3 separate regions of the Homo sapiens genome follow, and all the other regions are linked to region 1. Evidence: chromatin contacts called from ENCODE Hi-C or POLR2A ChIA-PET data. All regions are on one chromosome and are shown on one strand. Each heading gives the region's core, a stretch centred on a gene start or an enhancer-like site at or near the end of the contact. The rest is flanking DNA. Distances are from core to core; before and after follow the strand shown.

What was found. Hi-C counts contacts between places; a loop is a spot of excess contacts on that map. ChIA-PET counts read pairs that join two places held with the same protein, here RNA polymerase II (POLR2A). Pooled maps may share reads with other maps.
Region 2: a pooled map shows a loop between it and region 1 (17-fold over the local background). The contact joins the promoter of POC1A here to the promoter of TEX264 in region 1. A Hi-C loop is called at or near these places in 1 of 37 single-sample maps with no recorded cell type and 7 of 50 pooled maps. POLR2A ChIA-PET finds 5 or more read pairs at or near these places in 2 of 52 experiments (activated T-cell and naive thymus-derived CD8-positive, alpha-beta T cell).
Region 3: a loop to region 1 is called in a map of CD8-positive, alpha-beta T cell, with 23 times the contacts of the local background. The contact joins the promoter of PARP3 here to the promoter of TEX264 in region 1. A Hi-C loop is called at or near these places in 6 of 168 maps with a recorded cell type or tissue (B cell, CD8-positive, alpha-beta T cell, PC-3 and 2 more), 6 of 37 single-sample maps with no recorded cell type and 18 of 50 pooled maps. POLR2A ChIA-PET finds 5 or more read pairs at or near these places in 3 of 52 experiments (A673, BJ and activated CD4-positive, alpha-beta memory T cell).

The regions. Positions count from the first base shown.
Region 1 is chr3:51,669,450-51,673,588 of GRCh38, forward strand. TEX264 (testis expressed 264, ER-phagy receptor) reads left to right here and starts at 1,803. Exons shown (of 5, transcript NM_015926.6): 1 at 1,803-1,839. LOC124906237 (a long non-coding RNA gene) reads right to left here and starts at 1,656. Exons shown (of 2, transcript XR_007095907.1): 1 at 1,200-1,656; 2 at 1-207. RefSeq lists a silencer at 1,539-1,968.
Region 2 is chr3:52,152,279-52,156,417 of GRCh38, forward strand. It overlaps POC1A (POC1 centriolar protein A), which reads right to left and starts at 2,145. Exons shown (of 11, transcript NM_015426.5): 1 at 2,077-2,145. The coding sequence starts at 2,094. RefSeq lists enhancers at 1,538-2,515, 2,516-3,492.
Region 3 is chr3:51,941,113-51,943,974 of GRCh38, forward strand. It overlaps PARP3 (poly(ADP-ribose) polymerase family member 3), which reads left to right and starts at 1,251. Exons shown (of 11, transcript NM_001003931.4): 1 at 1,251-1,596; 2 at 2,242-2,426. The coding sequence starts at 2,244. RRP9 (ribosomal RNA processing 9, U3 small nucleolar RNA binding protein) reads right to left here and starts at 792. Exons shown (of 15, transcript NM_004704.5): 1 at 669-792; 2 at 297-379. The coding sequence starts at 755. RefSeq lists enhancers at 154-802, 927-1,256.

The sequences.
Region 1 (4,139 bases), core at 553-3,052:
TCCTGGTGGCCAGCCGCTGCCTTGCAGGGATCCTGCCAAGGGACCTCACTTGGCACTGTTGGAAGCAGCCTGAGGTGAAGCTGGGCAGGCTGATGTCATGGCCTGCAGCCCCAGTCACCAGCGGACTCTCCTCCCACAAAAGAGGTGCTGAAGCTCCTGAGGCACATGTTGAACTCTGATGTGGGGCTCTAGAGTTCCCCAATCAGGCTAAGGGAAGTGAGCAGAGAGAACAAGATAAAGAATGGGCACTTCCTTATAATGGTTTCCTGGGAAAAGCTCACCACCTTCTGAGAAGCAGGAGAAATGACCACGCAGACCCTGCAGGCAGAGGCTGTCAGTCTCTGAGCCCGGGCCATGGCTGCTCCTTGTGTCAAAGGAAATGCTACCAAGTGTGTAGCCCGCCTGCCTGGGGCACCTAAGCTGAGGGTTTGACCATGTGCTTGATGTTCATAGGTAAAACAACTGCTGCGACCTGCACTGGCCCAGCCCGGAGTGCCTGTGAGGGGCCAGCTGCCTGTTCTGCCAGTTTGCCTAGAGGGCTGGGACAGGCTTGGCCCTGTGGATAAGGTTCAAACTCCCCTGCCTGCGGAAGGAAGAATGTGAAGCAGAGGGAAAGGAAGCTGGGATTTTGACTGTCTCTGTGTGCCCAGCCTGCTCTTTGCTGGTGCAGTAGTGGGATCCACAAGGTGAACCACCCTGTGACTGCTGACTTTTCCCACCACCACCTTCGTGGTGTTCCCATCTGCTGGATCCCCCTCCCAAACATCAGTCCTTGTCAGGATACCAAAGTAGCTCTTGGCCTCGCCGGTCTTGTAGCCAAGCTTATGAGCATAGTTGTCACCTTCCCCACCTCCCACCAAAAGTCCGGGATTTTCACGAGGGGAGCGTTTTATCTTTGGGCCCCTAGAAGAGTGCTTTGTAGTTTGTAGGTCCTCAGAAATTTGAGGTGAAGATTGAACCAATCATCAAGGAGCTTACACTTGACGTGGGAATCACGTAAGTTACCGCTAAACCACAAAGGTAGACCAGCCTCCCACAGCCACAACCTGGGCACTGAGGGAGGAGCCTGGAAGAAGGGCATTCCCATGGAACGTGAACTCCAGGAGGGCAGAACCTTGGTTTTGTTCACTCTATCCCCAGCCCCTAGAACTGTCCTGGCAAGGAGTAATAATAAGTGTTGGATGGATGAATATACTCACGGAAGTGGGAATGGGTGGGTGGAGGCAGGAAGCAGATATTTGCGCTATGCAGAAGTTGGATCCACCAGTTTCTTCCGCGAGCCCAGACTGGGCTTCAGCTTCCTCACCTATGCCTTTCTTGGTTCCCAAGTCTGTTGCGAAGCCACAGTGAGAGAAAGTGGCAGGACTAAAGGTGGTACAAATGCCAGAGGCTGATACTGCTGTGCTGCGCCTCCCTAGGCTGTACAAATTCTCCTCAGCCCCAGCTCCCTGGTCCCCAGCCTGGCCCTCTACTGCGGGCCACTGGGCTGCCTCCCGTACCCGAGCCTGGGCCAGGCTGTCACTGTGGTGCTCCTGCCAACCCAGATGCCCTGGGGTGTTGCTAAATCAACCTCAGCAACCGGATAGTTTGTTGGAGGCGGGAAGGTACGCCGTGGGTTCCGCCGCAGCCAGCGCTGGGGCTAGGCACACGCCCGTTGCCATGGAGACGGGGCGGGGCAGGCCTCCGCCCTCCGGGTCCCGCGCGCACGCGCCCACGGCCACGGCCATGTCCCGCCGCGAGAGGGGGCGGAGCGAGCGTGCGCGGCGGGCGCGCGCAGGCTCCGTAACCGAACCCTGAGCCGCCTGCGCGGATCGGCGTCCGCAGCGGGCGGCTGCTGAGGTGAGGGCCGGGCCAGAGGAGAGGCATACCCACTGGGGCGTAGGTCTGGGACTCCCCCTGTCCGCCCTGGCGCGACCTCAGGACTCTCCGTGTCCCCTCCGTGACCCCCGCGGCCCGGGCCGCTCTTTGCATCTTGTCTTGCCCACAGCTGGCCTCGGCCAGGTCCGAGGGCCTGGATGCGACCTTGGGGCAGCCCCTACTCTTCCGGGCAGCCCACTTCCGCGGCCACCGGTGCAGGGCATGCCCCGGGGCCGTGGAGGTGAGGGAAAGAGGCGCGAGTCGCGTTTTAACTCCGCCCCCGTCCCCCAAGGCCGCGCCTCGCAGCCTGGGCTGCAAACTTTAGCGTCCTTTAAGTTACAGACGTGCGTGGGGCTCCGTGAGGAGGTGGGCGAAGAGAAAGGCTCTGAGTAAATAGGCAAGGCCCGGGGTGAGCAGGGGCTGGAATCCGAAAGTGGGAGGCGGCGGCCCCCCACCCTCCATAGTCCTTCCGCCCTCTGCTAGCACCGAAGTTTAGCCCAGGACGGGGGCCGTTTAAGGGCCCGGCCCTCCGCCGCCGCGCACGTGAGCGGCACCAGGAAGCTGGCTGGGCGCAGCCTTCCCTGAGGCTCGCTGGCACCGGCCGCACGCGTCCATCCCGGGCCTCTGAGCGGAGGGGGAGCCGAGGCTAGAGGGAGGGCGCAGTCTGCCCAAGGTCAGCGGCAGCGGCAGTTTCTGGGCGCCAAGTGTGATTGGAGTACTCCAGGAAGAGGGGCGTGACCAGAGCTCTAGCGAAGAGACCTGACATTGTAAAGCTAGGTTTGGCTTCTGATTTCCACAGGGGGTTTGAGAATGGGACGAGGGTGCTTTAGAGGGACCGGTAGGCTTTCCCTGAGGACGGTAATCAGGGCATGATGGTTGGCTCAGTGGTTATTTCCTGGGCAGGGGTGACTGTTCTTTCAGCTCCCAGCACTGGAGCGCTCGGCCCCTGCCGCACTGGATGCCAGCAGTTACTAAAAGTGAGCCTGGCATTTCAGGTGAGCTCCCAGACCTTCTTCCTTTTCTCTTGAATATAGGGGAAATTCACGTTACCTCTCCACGTGCCGACCAAGGCTCTGAGACCCCCAGGTGGGTTTTCTTCCCCCCCGCCGTTTTCTGAGCAGTTTGGGAAGTGAGAGGAAGAGAAAGGTAGATACTAAGTTTCCTTGAGGAGACAGGAAGTGTTCAGCTGAGATGGCAGATCAGGGTGAGGGCTTGTCATTCCCAAGGCAAGTGGGGGCCTAGATGCTGAGAGTTTTCCAGCTTTGGGCTCAGAGATGTCCAACAAGGATTTAATGCTTCAGGCGTTTTGGAAGCCAGTCACCAGAGAGGAGAGAGAAAGTGGAAATGAGGGGCTGGAATCAGACTGTCTGGGCTTGTGTTGCCTGCATTTTGGTCCACGTGGCTCTGTTTAATACCTGTGTTACCTTGGGCAAGTCTCTTAACCTCTAACTACTTGAACCTTTAGCCTTACCTACCTCTTTGGATTGCTTTGAGGGTGAATGAAGTAGCTGTGTTTCAACATTTAGACAGTGCCTGGCGTATAGTAAGCATTCAGTGGAAGATTTCTCATCATTATCAAAGAAAATTGGAATGAAAGTTACTGGAGACAAGATGAGTAGGACAGGCAGAAAAGAGAGAGATACTGATGGGTAGAAGCACAGATGGGTGAGACTAGTGGGCAACACCTCAATTTCTTGACACCGAAAGTTTAGAAATTTACTTTGCCTCTTTGTGAGCAAATACTGTGTGCTCATTGACTCCAAAGACAATTTTTTTTTAGCGTAAAATCAACACCCAGCACCCACAGGGAAGAAATAATTCCACAGAGCTAAGTATTCCACAAAGTTGCAGCGTGGCCTTTTTAGCTTCAAAACCTTTTAAATGTTAAATATTACTTTTAAATAATTGGGGTGGGAATGTCCCCCCAGTGGGTCACATGGCTCCCTTCCTCTTTAAACAGTCTTCTCTGGGCTGTGATTTTTCCCCCCCGCCAGGCAACTCAGGTCAAGCCCTCTGTGTAAGAGGGTTAGGCCTCTGGCCCCAAGCTGCCTGGAGAACTAGGCAGCCTGCCTTGAATAGCTCACAGACTGGCCTCTGTGTTATGTTCCTGGGACTGCTCTTGAACAGCTTCTTTTCCTCTTAGGGATAATTGTTACTTCCTCCTGCTGTGCGACTCCCCTTTTAGCAGCCTTTTCCTCTTACTACTCACTGTTTCTTCTGTGGGCTGGAAAATTGGGATGAAGCTTGTTAACATTGGTGGTTCAAGTCTGGGAAGCTTAGTG
Region 2 (4,139 bases), core at 895-3,394, 480 kb after region 1:
AAAGTAGTTAGCCGGGCACAGTGGCTCACGCCTGTAATCCCAGCACTTTAGGAGGCCAAGGCGGGCAGATTACCTGAGGTCAAGAGTTCAAGATCAGCCTGGCCAACATGGTGAAAACCCCTCTCTACTAAAAATACAAAAATTAGCTAGGCGTGGTGGTGGGCGCCTATAGTCCCAGCTATTTGGGAGGCTAAGGCAGGAGAATCGCTTGAACCCAGGAGGAGGAGGTTGTAGTGAGCCGAGATTGCACCAGTGCACTCCAGCCTGGACGACAGAGTGAGACTCCTAATCAAAAAATAAATAAATAAAATAAATATAAATAAATAAAATAAAAAATAAAGTAGTTAAACGTGGTTAGCAAATGACCCAGCAATTCTAGGTAAATACCCCAAAGAGTTGAAAACATGGTTTACACAAAAACTTGTACACAAATGTTCAGAGCAGCATTTTCCTTAATAGCCAACAAGTGATTGAACCCAAATGATCCATCAACACATGACTGAATAAACCAAATGTAGCATATTCATACAACAGAATATTATTCAGCCATAAAACCGACTGAAGTGCTGATGCTTGCTGCAACATGGATGAACCTTGAAAACATGCTAAGTGAAAGAAGTCAAACACCAAAGGCCACATTTTGTCTGATTCCATTCATATGAAAAGTTCAGAATAGTCAAATCTATAGAGACAGAAAGTATTAATATATTAGTTTGCCAAGGGTTGGGAGAAAATGGGGAAAGAGAAGAAATGGTATGACTGTTATTGAGTATGGAGTTTCTTTTTGGGATGATGAAAATATTCTGGAATTAGTGATTACAGTTGCACAACACTGTGAATGTACTAAAAACTACTGAAATGTACACTTTAAAAGGTGAATTCTGTGGTGTATGAATAACTTAATAAAGTTAAAACACCAGAGAGAATACTCCGGAGACTCTCTCCATCCAATAGCAGCTTGTGTCTTAACACTTGAAGGGTTATAATTCAGCCATCCAAACATCTCCCCCTACTCTAAGTATCAGAAACCTCAAAGAAGCATTTTGGGTGCTCCAGGAAGCCCAAAGGCTCCTCCTGGGAAAGGATGTCCTTGGGGCACAGCAAAGCCACTGCCACCCTACAGAGCAGTAACCAGAACAAAGGCCCTATGGCCTTGTGCCCAGCTCCACCCCTAACGCACCTGTCAGAGTCTCCTTTCAACAACAGAGGGAGGAGCAGCTGGGGGAGGGTCCCCAACAGAGCCTTCTGCTCTCACCTAAGCTTCTTGAAAGAACATGCGTAAGAGAGTGTCCGCCCCTAGGCTCAGTGGGCAGAGGCAAGTTCAGGTCCACCCCTGACCAGTAGGTCCCATGGTATCTCTCAACACCGCCTCCCCTCTGTAGTTCCCTGCATGTGGGCCTCATCTCCCTCAACAGTGGTTTATACATGAGGGGACAGGAAGGGAGGTAGAGTACCAGATTAGGAGTCAAAAGGTCTGTATCCTAGCCTGGAATCTCCGTCCATGTCCTCAAGTGCCTCAGGGCATCACAGGCTACCACCCAGCCTCCCTGACTCTCCAATCAGCCAGAGGGCCTTGCCCGTTCAAAGGAATCTCTCGAAATGAGGACTTCTGGAGGAATGTGAACTCAGAGAGGGCGGCTCCGCCCCGCTCACACTGCAGGCCCGGGCATCCCAGCGTCCTGCTGTACCTACCTGCTGGAGCAGGGTGTACCCTCAACAAGACCCCACGCAGCCACCCACTGCTAAGGACGTGGAGAATGGCTAGAGAGGCCCGATACCGGCCCCAGGTCACACATGAGTCGGGACTTGGTCGTGTGTCCCTCGCTAGGATGCAAACTATGGAGGCAGAGGCCTGTTTGTTCGCTCCAGAAACCCAGCGCAGGGCCTGGCACGCAGGAGGCGCTCAGAAAGTGCCCGACCCAGCGCCCCCTGCGCAGACAGTAAACTGGACCTGAAGAGGACCACCCTGGAACCTGGCGCCCCGCCCGCCCCTCGCAGCCATCGCTCTGGCCATTAGGCGCCCAGTGTCCCAGCGGGGAGACTGAGGCCTGGGGAGTTGCTCTCGGCTGGGCTTACCGCGCAGGGCGCAGCCATGGCGGGGCTGGCGGCGCCGAAGGCAGCTGCGGTGGCCGTTGCGGCCCGTTCAGTTTCCGCGCCCCCAACGGCCACCAATAGCAACGCGGGCCGCGTCGGCACGCCCCGCCCACCGCAATTAAAGGAGAAGCGCCTCAGCTTTTTGCCCGACGACTGGAAGCAGAGCTGTATGACCGGCGGCCGGCGCCACGGTCTCCGTGCCCAGTTCCCCAAGCCCAGACAACCCACAGACAGCGCAGCCAAAAGCCTCTGTCCGCCGCCACTCGTTCCGCCTGAGAAATTAAAAGACCCAGGATGAAGGGTTCACCCCACCAGCCCGTCGTCCGGCTACTCTAACGGCGAGCGCAGCCTCCTGGGAAATGCAGTTCCAAGCCGCCCACGCCCCTATGTCTGGAGGAAGGTGGAGCTACACTTCCCAACATGAGATTGCACCATTGCATTCCAGCCTGGGCAACAAGAGGGCGGGCCGGGTTTTACCACCCGAAGCGACGGCCTTAAGGATCCCGGAAGCGGAGGACACGTGGGTTGCTGTAACCAGATTGCGTTAAAGCACCCGCGCGCGCCGGCGCAGCCAGATTTTCCCCGCAGGAACCTATTGAGAGCTGAGTATTCGCCCCTCGGGAACTCTCAGTGGTTCGCCGTCCGAACGTTCTTAAGACAAGTGTCGATTTAAAATAACATGAGTTACTCGGAATCACAATCATGGAGTGGAGAGATCAAGGTTCGATTCTCAGTTCTCGCCCTGATTGGCTGTGTGATCTCAGGAAAAACGCCTCTGCTCTGTGCCCCGGTTTCCCCATTTGTAACACGAGGGAGTGTGGTGCAGCCCGGCCCTGTCAGGATCCTTAAGGCCTCAGAAGCTGTTAGAAACCCAGTCTTTAAAAGAAGGAGAGGCCGGGCTCAGTGGCTCACGCCTGTAATCTCAGCACTTTGCCACTTTGGGAGGCCGAGGTGGGTGGATCACCTGAGGTCAGGAGTATGAGACCAGCCTGGCCAACATGGTGAAACCCCATGTCTACTAAAAATACAAAAATTAGCCGGGCGTGGTGGCACGCGCCTGTAAACCCAGCTACTCGGGAGGCTGAGGGAGGAGAATTGTTCGAACTCCGGAGGCAGAGATTGCAGTGAGCCTAGATGTTGCCGCTGCACTCCAGCCTGGGCAACAGAGGGAGACTCCGTCTCAAAAAATATATATATATATAAAATAAAATTTGAAGGCCACCAGCAACCATCTGAATAGACTCCCTGCTTGGCCAGGGCACTCAAATTTAACCTGAAAGAGTGGTTCAGGCCATGATGGGAAGTGGGGGTTGGACATGCCTCATTATACCCTCCAGCATTAACATCAACAAAAACCTTAAGTCTGATAAGAAACATTTACGATCTATTTTCTCTGAAACCTGCTACCTGGAGGCTTCATCTGCATGGTAAAACCTTGGTCTCCATAACCCCTTATCTTAACCGAGATATCCCTTTCTACTGATAATAATTATTTCAACCAATTGCCAATCAGAATATGTTTAAATCTACCAATGACCTGGAAGTTTCCCACTTCGAGTTGTCTTGTCCTTCCAGATCAAACCAATGTAAATCTTACATGTATTGATTGATGTATTTTGTCTCCCTAAAATGTATAAAACCATGCTGTGCCCAGGCCACTTGGGCACATGTTGTCAGGACCTCCTGAGGCTGTGTCATGGGTGTGTCCTTAACCTTAGCAAAATAAATTTTCTAAGTTGACTGAGACCTGTCTCAGGTATTTCGGGTTGACAGTTTGGCAACCACGAAAGGATTCTGAGTGGAGGTGCCCCTGACCTTTGACAGATCTCCTATCGGTGCTTGGTACCAGCTTGAGCTATCTTTATGGCTCAAATCTACAGGACAATTTGCTAAGGCCTGGGAGCCCCCCTCCACAAAATTCCTGATCTTCCCAAATTTGGTTAACATCTAAAGTTTATTTTACTGTACAACTCCTTTTTCTGGAGTTTTACTTGTTTCCAACAAGGAAGGCAGGTTTTCCTGCTTCCCTGACGATGGAAGGCAGG
Region 3 (2,862 bases), core at 1-2,500, 270 kb after region 1:
TGCAAGAAATACTTGACAGCTTTGTTCTGTTTTCCTGCAATTTCTCAATCAGTCCAGTCCCTGCCAAAACCTAAGGAGGTCTCAATGGCCTCGGATTGGGGCCCAGGGTCCTTCCCACCCAGAGACCTCGCAGAAACAAGACTTTGCAGGACCAGAAACTAAAGGAAACAGCCACGATCTCAGAGCCAAGGGACAGAGTCTTGGATTCTAGGCTCAGTTCTGTTCGGACTCACTCAGTCTTCCGTGCACCATGGGACTCAGTTTTCCCTCCCACTATGTGGAAAAGAATAGCTCACCTCTCGCTCTCAGAGTCGCTGGAGATCTCCTCATTCATCTTGCCGCCACCCTTGGATTTGCCCCTGTCCCCCGCAGAGTCGGCCTGGGAATTATACGGTCTTTTCTTTGGTCAGGGGTCCAGACCACCCTGGCATTGACCAAGGGCCCCCCCCCCTCGGTTCCCTCAGAACCCCAGGAATGGGGAAGGCGGTGGTTCCCGGGTTAAGCGAACGGCTTTCTAGGATTTGGCCCGCGGAGAGAGGGACGAAGCTGACTCCAGCAGGGGTCCAGGGCGAAGGGCTGGGGAAGGGCCGGGACCCAGGTCCCCTGGATGGGATGACGGTTGTCCCAGTAGCAGGGCTGACCGCGGCCCTCAGAAGCGCCATGCTCACCTTTCGCCGCCGCTTGCCGGCCCCCGCGCCAGCCCCGGCCCCAGAGGCCGGCTTTCCCCGCTTACGAGCAGCCGCTGTTGCCGACATGCTGCCCACCAGGCGTGTAGCAGCGGCCGCAGAACTCACGTGGCAGCTGAACCCTCCCAGCTCCCCAGCCGCCTGGCAAGACCCCGCGTATTGATAGGCTTCCACCGCCCGCCGGGCCCCGCCTCCTACTGCTCCATTGGGTCCTTCTGCAGGCTCTGCCACGCCCCCAGGCACCCATAGGATGCACGCTTGTAGCCCCGCCTCCTGAAGTTCCTAGGCTCCCGCACCAGGCTCGAGTAGGAAGCCCGCATCTCCACGGCGCTTCCGGCCTGATGCTGTGGCGCTTGCGCTCTGCTGCTGGCCCACTTCGAAGTCGGAGCAAGAGCCTTCTCTGTGTTTGCGCCCCTTGGCCGCTGGGGGGCGCCAGAGACGCGGCGCCCTTTCGCGTTCTGGAACGTGACTCCTCCCCTCCATGGGCAGCCCGGCGCTAGACCCAACGGGGATCCAAGCAGCCCCGGGGAGAGGGAGGCTGCGTCTGTATCCGGGCCCAAGGTCACCGCGCGACCGGCAGATGCGTGCTGCAGGCCCCGGCCACATGAGCAGCGCTACGGACGCGACTGCCCCGGCCTTGGATATGCCAGATCGAGTGTCCACCCGTCCGTGGGACTGGTCGCCTGACTCGGCCTGCCCCAGCCTCTGCTTCACCCCACTGGTGGCCAAATAGCCGATGTCTAATCCCCCACACAAGCTCATCCCCGGCCTCTGGCGATTGTTGGGAATTCTCTCCCTAATTCACGCCTGAGGCTCATGGAGAGTTGCTAGACCTGGGACTGCCCTGGGAGGCGCACACAACCAGGCCGGGTGGCAGCCAGGACCTCTCCCATGTCCCTGCTTTTCTTGGGTGAGTGTCCTATGGTCCTGCCCACGGCAGGGCAGGGCAAGGCCTGGTGGGACTGGCCTTTGCCCTCTATCAGTTCAAGGCCACTGATCCGGAGTTCTGGCTCCTCAGAACTCTTGAGTCCATTGGGAAGGGCTTCTACAGCTCTGGGTTCTAAGCTCCGGGAGGATAATCTGGCCCCAAGAATCCTGCCCCCAGGATCCTCTGCCCACCCTCCCCCATAGCTCGGTGACTCGGCCCGGCAACCATGCCAGGGCTGAACTAGCTGACACAGGGGGAGGAGCCCCGAAGTGGAAGAGAGAGAGCCTCCTTTCACTTTCCCTACCCCTCAGGACACACAGGTGAGCTGCAGAGGGTAGGGAGCCAGGCAGACCCTGTTGACCAGAGTGGGCAGACTGGACAGAGTCCTAACCTTGCACTTGGGACTGGGGAAAGGGGTGTTTCTGAGTGACAAAGAGCTGGGTGTGGTCTGGGGCTGGGAATGCCGTCAGAGTGGACACAGGATGCAGTGGGAGGCCACCGAAGGGCCAACCCGGGGTGGGGCAAGTTGGTGCTGTGCTGGCCCAGGGCAGGGGTGGGGACTGAGAGTGGGTCGTTGGGGATGAGGAGACCATGGAGGCCTAAGGGCCTCTCTGTGCCCCAGGACAGCCATGGCTCCAAAGCCGAAGCCCTGGGTACAGACTGAGGGCCCTGAGAAGAAGAAGGGCCGGCAGGCAGGAAGGGAGGAGGACCCCTTCCGCTCCACCGCTGAGGCCCTCAAGGCCATACCCGCAGAGAAGCGCATAATCCGCGTGGATCCAACATGTCCACTCAGCAGCAACCCCGGGACCCAGGTGAGCTGCAGTCCCCAGTCAGGCCCAGAGCCTGCCCACTGATAAGCACAAACACACCCAGGCCACCCCCTTAGGACTCTGTTCTGGTTTTGGAGCCCAAGGCCCCCAGGTAAGCGCCAGAGCAAGGCCATGTTCTCCTGACCCCAGACATCAGGGCTGTGTCCCGTCAGGTCCAGGCGGGTCACATCTGCCCTTCAGACCCCATGCAGGCCTCCTCCCACCGCACTTAGGGAAAGGCTGTGACTACATCAGTCTCCTGGGCGCTTGCCCATGTCCCCTCAGGGCAGAGCCATGTCCCTCTCAGATTCCCCCATCCAGGGCCCAGCTGTGTCCCCCCCAGCACCCCCCATACCTCCATGTCAGGGTTTAGCCATGTCCTCTCACACCGCATCCCCTAGGGAAGAGCAGTGACCCCCCCAAGCTTCCAAGACAGGGT